Regions from separate parts of the Mus musculus genome. Here region 1 is linked to region 2. The links are chromatin loops, found by intact Hi-C in ENCODE. Cell type or tissue: left cerebral cortex. All regions are shown on one strand. Each heading gives the region's core, and the rest is flanking DNA. Links, peaks and the distances in the headings are about the cores only. Region 1 holds the start of Poglut1 (protein O-glucosyltransferase 1). Region 2 has its middle 63 kb from the start of Gm36585.

What was found. Hi-C counts contacts between places; a loop is a spot of excess contacts. Peaks named below come from ENCODE experiments on the same cell type or tissue, not always from the same donor. Only the 100,000 strongest peaks of a DNase experiment are listed, where the experiment ranks them.
Region 1: a loop joins it to region 2, with 4 times the contacts of the local background. A loop is called at or near these places in 2 of 42 quality-filtered maps.

Annotation. Positions count from the first base shown.
Region 1 is chr16:38,548,238-38,551,149 of GRCm38, reverse strand. It overlaps Poglut1 (protein O-glucosyltransferase 1), which reads left to right and starts at 894. Exons shown (of 11, transcript NM_172380.4): 1 at 894-1,067; 2 at 1,717-1,807; 3 at 2,569-2,712. The coding sequence starts at 983. In left cerebral cortex, for the core only: a CTCF peak has its summit at 1,352; a DNase peak (open chromatin) is centred at 897; H3K4me3 peaks cover 1,816 bases; H3K27ac peaks cover 891 bases.
Region 2 is chr16:39,051,487-39,054,398 of GRCm38, reverse strand. No RefSeq gene overlaps it. Among named protein-coding and RNA genes, the nearest start is that of Gm36585, 63 kb to the left of the region's middle. In left cerebral cortex, for the core only: a CTCF peak has its summit at 1,221 (motif pointing right); a DNase peak (open chromatin) is centred at 1,237.

The sequences.
Region 1 (2,912 bases), core at 127-2,626, 500 kb after region 2:
AGTTCTGAAGTTCAGTTAGTGTTTGGCAAGCTCTGGTACCTACAAACTTTAGAAGCTGAGGCAAGAGGATTATGGGTTGGAGACCAGTCTGAGCTATACTATAACACTCTATCTCAAGGATAAAAGAATGTTTTAAAAAGTTTTACTTATTATTATATCTAAGTACACTACAGCTGTCTTCAGACGCACCAGGTTGTAAGCCACCACGTGGTTGCAGGGATTTGAACTCAACACCTTTGGAAGAGCAGTCAGTGATCTTAACCGCTGAGCCATCTCTCCAGTCCAAGAATAAAAGAATTTAATGATAATGATACATAGCTTTAAAAAACGTCCAATTTGCTTTTTGTTTGTTTGTTTTTTTGAGACAGGGTTTCTCTGTATAGCCTTGGCTGTCCTGGAACTCACTCTGTAGACCAGGCTGGTCTCGAACTCAGATTTCCGCCTGCCTCTGCCTCCCAAGTGCTGGGATTAAAGGCATGCGCCACCACTGCCTGGCATCCAATTTGTTTATTGATAATCTGGTTTGGTATGGTCTTTTGCAGCCTATCACAAACCTCAGTACAAAACAAGGGCTTGTTTAACACGGCCTATTTGTGTTATATTGCTAGAAATTCCTATTATAAATGGACCTGTGCAACCTTTTGGGGACATCCGTTCAATACGATCAATAAATAAGTAGTTTGGTGTTCTGGAGTGACCTAGCCAAGGAATGATTTAACCTAAGCTCTGTGTATAGCTGAAGCACAAAACAAACTACCTCCAACCTTCGGTTTGTCACAGAACTGACCATTATTAAATGTGCCACCCGAATGGGCTTCCTGCTGCCTTATTTCCCATGCCAGGCTCCCGGAGGCCTAGGGGCGGGCTCGGCAGCCATCTTTGTGTAGGGCAGCTCCCACGTGCCGTGGCGTCCGCCGCCATCCTTCTGCTGGGCGGCGCTTCCGCCGGCGTGCGGGTGGGAATCCGCAGTGGTCTGCGGGTGATGGAGCGTCGGGCGGGCTCTCGGCTTAGGGCATGGATGCTGTTACTGCTCCTGTGCCCGGTGCAGGGCCGCCAGAAGGACTCAGGTGGGCTCCGGGCGGGGCCGAGCTTACCGCCGCGGCTCGGGGTCCGCTCGGGTCCCTGGGTGCTCGCTGTGGCCCCCGGCGCGCGGAGGATGCTGTGCGGCTGCAACGCGAGCTGGACAGCGGGCGGGGGCGAGCCTAGGTGTTTGGTGGGCCTCTTCTTCTGGTCCTGGATCCCAGAGAGTAACCCCCATCCTCCAGAATTGGGGATGGTAGGAAGAGAGGGATGTTCCCTGTTTACAGCAGAACGCTGTTCCGTGCTTCCCCAGAGGAGGGTGGGAGGCACTTGCTAGCTATTAGGACAAAACAGATGAGGGAGGATTTGAGTTTGCGTTGATTGTCTCGATGGGGTTCAGTTTGATTAGGTGAGAATCCATGTCGAAGTCCGGTGTCTCCATAACCTACTGAAGGCCAAACATTAATAGCTTGTGACTTTTCCAATTTCTTAGATACCTGATGGCGCAGGTAGAGGAACAGACTTGACTCAAGCCCCGACAAGTTACACAAAGAATCGTTCTTGGCATTTCCACTACTGGGAAAGGAAGGGGATTTCTCCAAGTGTTGGTCTTCTGTTGCTTCTGCCTGGTGCTTGGCAAATACGAATGCCAAGGGCATTTATTCTGTTAACTCTCATTTCCTTCACTTTTTGAAGGCTCAAAATGGAAAGTATTTCTTGACCAAATTAACAGGGCTTTGGAGAATTATGAACCATGTTCAAGTCAAAACTGCAGCTGCTATCACGGGTGAGTTCCTTGGTGTGTCTCTGAGAGCTGGATTCTTGTAGGGACCTTCGCTAAGTCCCTTGAGAGATCTTGATGGCAGTTATTAGTGATCTAAGCATGTCTTGAGACCTTAGATGGCTCTCGTAATGTATGGAAATGCTCTGGGATGGGAGAGGCTCGGTGTTCTCCACATTGCCTCTGTTCCCTATGGTATTTTAGCAACATGTGCTTTCTATTTCTTCTATTTCTCTTGAAAGCTTCTTAGGTCCAGAGTTCATGTCTTGTTATTATTCTCTCTGGTGCTAGTTGTCTGCAACTGCACATGAAAAGGAACGAGCATGTTTATCATCTAATCAGTATTTCCTCTTGGTTTTTATCTTTAAGGTATGCACGTTTGGGCAGGGTTAGTTCAGTACATTGAAAGCAGGCCGACTACCCCTCAGGGCAAGCCACGTAACCCCTCTGATAGTCCATCAGCTAAATAGCAGTCCTAGCTCTTCATTTTTTATTTGATCCCTCAAAGATGCTGATGATACTGAAACTCACTCTGTGCTGAAGTTGAGAAGGGATGTGATTTGCTCCCTGGTGACTGCAGCCTATGCTCCCAAGTTTGATATTTCTCAGTTATCCATGGTGCTCTTGTGGAAGAGTGGCTCGTTCCTATCCCCTGCTCTCCCCCCTGCTTAGTGTATCCTCTAAACAAAACTCTTGGGGATAGATGGGATGGCGTCCTCAACCTCGTGGCCTGCTTTGGCTCGATGTTTTCCATTGTTCTTGCACAGCGTCATAGAAGAGGACCTGACTCCTTTCCGAGGTGGGATCTCCAGGAAGATGATGGCTGAGGTGGTCAGGCGGAAGCTAGGAACCCACTACCAGATCATTAAGAACCGGTTATTCAGGGAAGATGACTGCATGTTTCCCTCCAGGTATCCTCTGGGGTCCTCTAACACTGTTAGTACACGGAGGCTGACTTGATCACACTCCTAGGAACCAGCTACAGGAATTTGTTTTTTTTCTTTTTGGTATGCCAGCCATTTTCTGTAAGCCTAGTGTACATCATTAGCTATGATGGCTTAGGCTCTGTCCCTTCTCTTCTTTGCCTGTTGCCACAAGCTGTGGGGAACAG
Region 2 (2,912 bases), core at 139-2,638:
GCTGAAGGGGTTTGCATCCCCATAGAAGGAACAACAATATAAACTAACCAGTACCCCCAGAGCTCTCAGGGACTAAACCATCAACCAAACAGTACACATAGAGGGACCCATAGCTCCAGCTGCATACATTGCAGAGGATGGCCTTGTCAGACATCAGTGGGAGGAGAGGCCCTTGGTCCTGTGAAAGTTTGATGCCACAGTATAGGGGAATGCCAGGACTGAGAAGCAGGAGTGGGTGGGTTGGTGAGCAGGAGGGCGGGGGGGATGGGATAGGGGGTTTTTAGAGGGGAAACAAGGAAAGGGGATAACATTTGAAATGTAAATAAAGAAAATATCTAATAAAAAAGAACTTTGAAGAGATGATTAAGGTGACAGGAACTCATTGGGGTGGAGCCCTAATCTGAAGGGAAGGAAGTCTAAGGAAAGATAGCAGCAATCTCTCTCTCCCAGGACACATAAAGCAAAGGTCAGAGTGAGGTGAGGTCTCATCAACAGCACTCTTCCGTAGCCAAGAAGGATGGCCTCACCAAAAGACCCCTCAAAGTGGTCTGGTCTTTGACATTTTTGTCTCATCAGGTTTACCTACCTGAAGGATGACCTTACACTGTCATTGGGTTCTATGCCCAAATATTCTGTCTGTGACCTAGCTTCCAACATGCCTTCCACTGGAGGCTGAGACACCCCTTAGGAGCTGAGTCTGAGTGATTTGCATGAGGTTTCTGTTTGGACCCATCCATCTTTCCTGCCCGAGAAACTCTCTTGGGGTCTTAGCTGTAACTTCCCTGTGCCCCTTTCACGATGTAACAAAGAAGACCCTTTTACAGAGTTATTACCCAACAGAAGTCCTGCCCTGACCGGAGGCGGACTTGCTCCACAGCGATTGCTGCTCTGTCTAAAGGTCCCGTTTCCTTCATGCTTGTGCACTTCCCACTACAGCTGCCCTTGCTCCTCCTTTAAGATTTCGTTTCTTTCGCTGCCTCACTTGGGGTCAGTCTTTGCTTCTTACTCTCCATCAGTTCCCCTTTGCTCTTAACCTTGAAAAACACTCCTATTAAGCTAATTCTATACTTTTTCCCTCCAAATTTTAACTTTGCCAAGTAAAAGATCAATTGTATTTAAACATATAGGCACAGAAAAATAAAACCAATGTAAGTTCTCTGTTTCTTGATTGCACCATTTTCTTAGATCCCACCAAACCCGAGCAGCTGGTTACAATTTGCTGACGCCACAAGGGGGCAGTGCAACCAAGCTGATCATCTCACCCAAGGGATTATGAAAAGAGACCTAGGAGCACAGGCAAGCAGCCTACAGAACTTTTGCCCCATCCCTGGAGAAGAGTGTCAAAAGGCATGGAGAAGAATATTGCAACAGGTATGTAGTGAATTGGTTTTCATACCTGTGAAGTGAGCTTTCACCCAACAGGGGCACCTCAGAGTTCATCCTGGCTCAGAAATCTGTTTTGATTGAAAACCAAGAGGCAGGGGCCATCCGGATAAATGGATCTTTGGGTCTAATGGGGAAACATAGATAGATAGATAGATAGATAGATAGATAGATAGATAGATAGATAGATAGATAGATAGATAGATAGATAGATAGATAGGTAGGTAGGTAGGTAGGTAGGTAGGTAGGTAGGTAGGTAGGTAGGTAGGTAGGTAGGTAGATAGATAGATAGATAGATAGATAGATAGATAGATAGATAGATAGATAGATAGATAGATAGATAGATAGATAGATAGATAGATAGATAGATAGATAGATAGATAGATAGCTGACATTAGGAAAATTGTGCCCAGGGTTCAGAAATGAAAAATAAGAGGTATAAATGCTACATGCCTTGAGAACTCAACGTTTTGTAGCCTCAGCCCAGTAATGTATAGTAGTATAATGTATAGGGGCCTAGGCATCCCACTCCTGTGCCTTCCTAACTCTATTATTAGCAAGTAGCAAAGGCTCAACTCAAATCAGAATCAGTAAACAGGGAACTTAATTGCCTCTTGCATCTGAAGTCTAGACAGCCTTATCTGGTAGAAATGTGATGCACACACATTTAAGCATTGGCAGTAGGCACATAGTTTTGAAAGTTAAAACAGCAAGGTAAAATTAATTTTTGTAATTTATTTAATCCAACATATGTCACATGATTCACGTCCAGTGTGTAACTGAAATCTTAAGACTGTTGAGATTTGTCTTCTGCTGTGTTTAAATATGGCACACAGAGTATCTTAGTTTGGGCTACGCTGCAGTTTAGAAATGCAGTTTTCCCCCAAATGTCCTAGGTTAAAGATGTAGTCCATGGGCCACTGCAATTAGAGGATGGTGTACATTTAGGAGGCAGACCCTAGAGAAGTGAGTTAGAACACTGGGGACCCACCCTTGGAAGAGCTATTATGAGCTAGCTCCCACTTCCCATGATGTGAACAGTTGCTCTCCAGCATAACTCTCTACCATAATATCCTACCTTGCCACAAAAGTTATGGAGCCCACTGACTATGCATAGAAACTATAAGCCGAAGTGTGCTTTTCATTCTCTCGGTCAGTGGTTCCCAACCTGTGGGTCCTTGAGAGTCTCAAATCAGATATTCTGTACACCAGGTATTTACATCACGTTTCATAACAGTAGCAAAGTCACAGTTTCGAAGTAGCAATGAAATAATTTTATGGTTGGGGGTCACCACAGCATGAGGAACTGAGTTAAGGGTTGCAGCATTAGGAAGGTTGAGAGCCACCGCTCTACGTTGATATTTTAGCATAGCAACAGAAAGTTGATTGATACAGACCTGGTGATATTTTGCCTAGTAGCCACGTGTATTGGTGGCAATCACATTGGACATCACAGACCTAACTCACCAAAAAAGGTGGATCCAGGAATCAAACTGTGCAACTGGGATTCTCCCCGCTTGGGTCTTTCT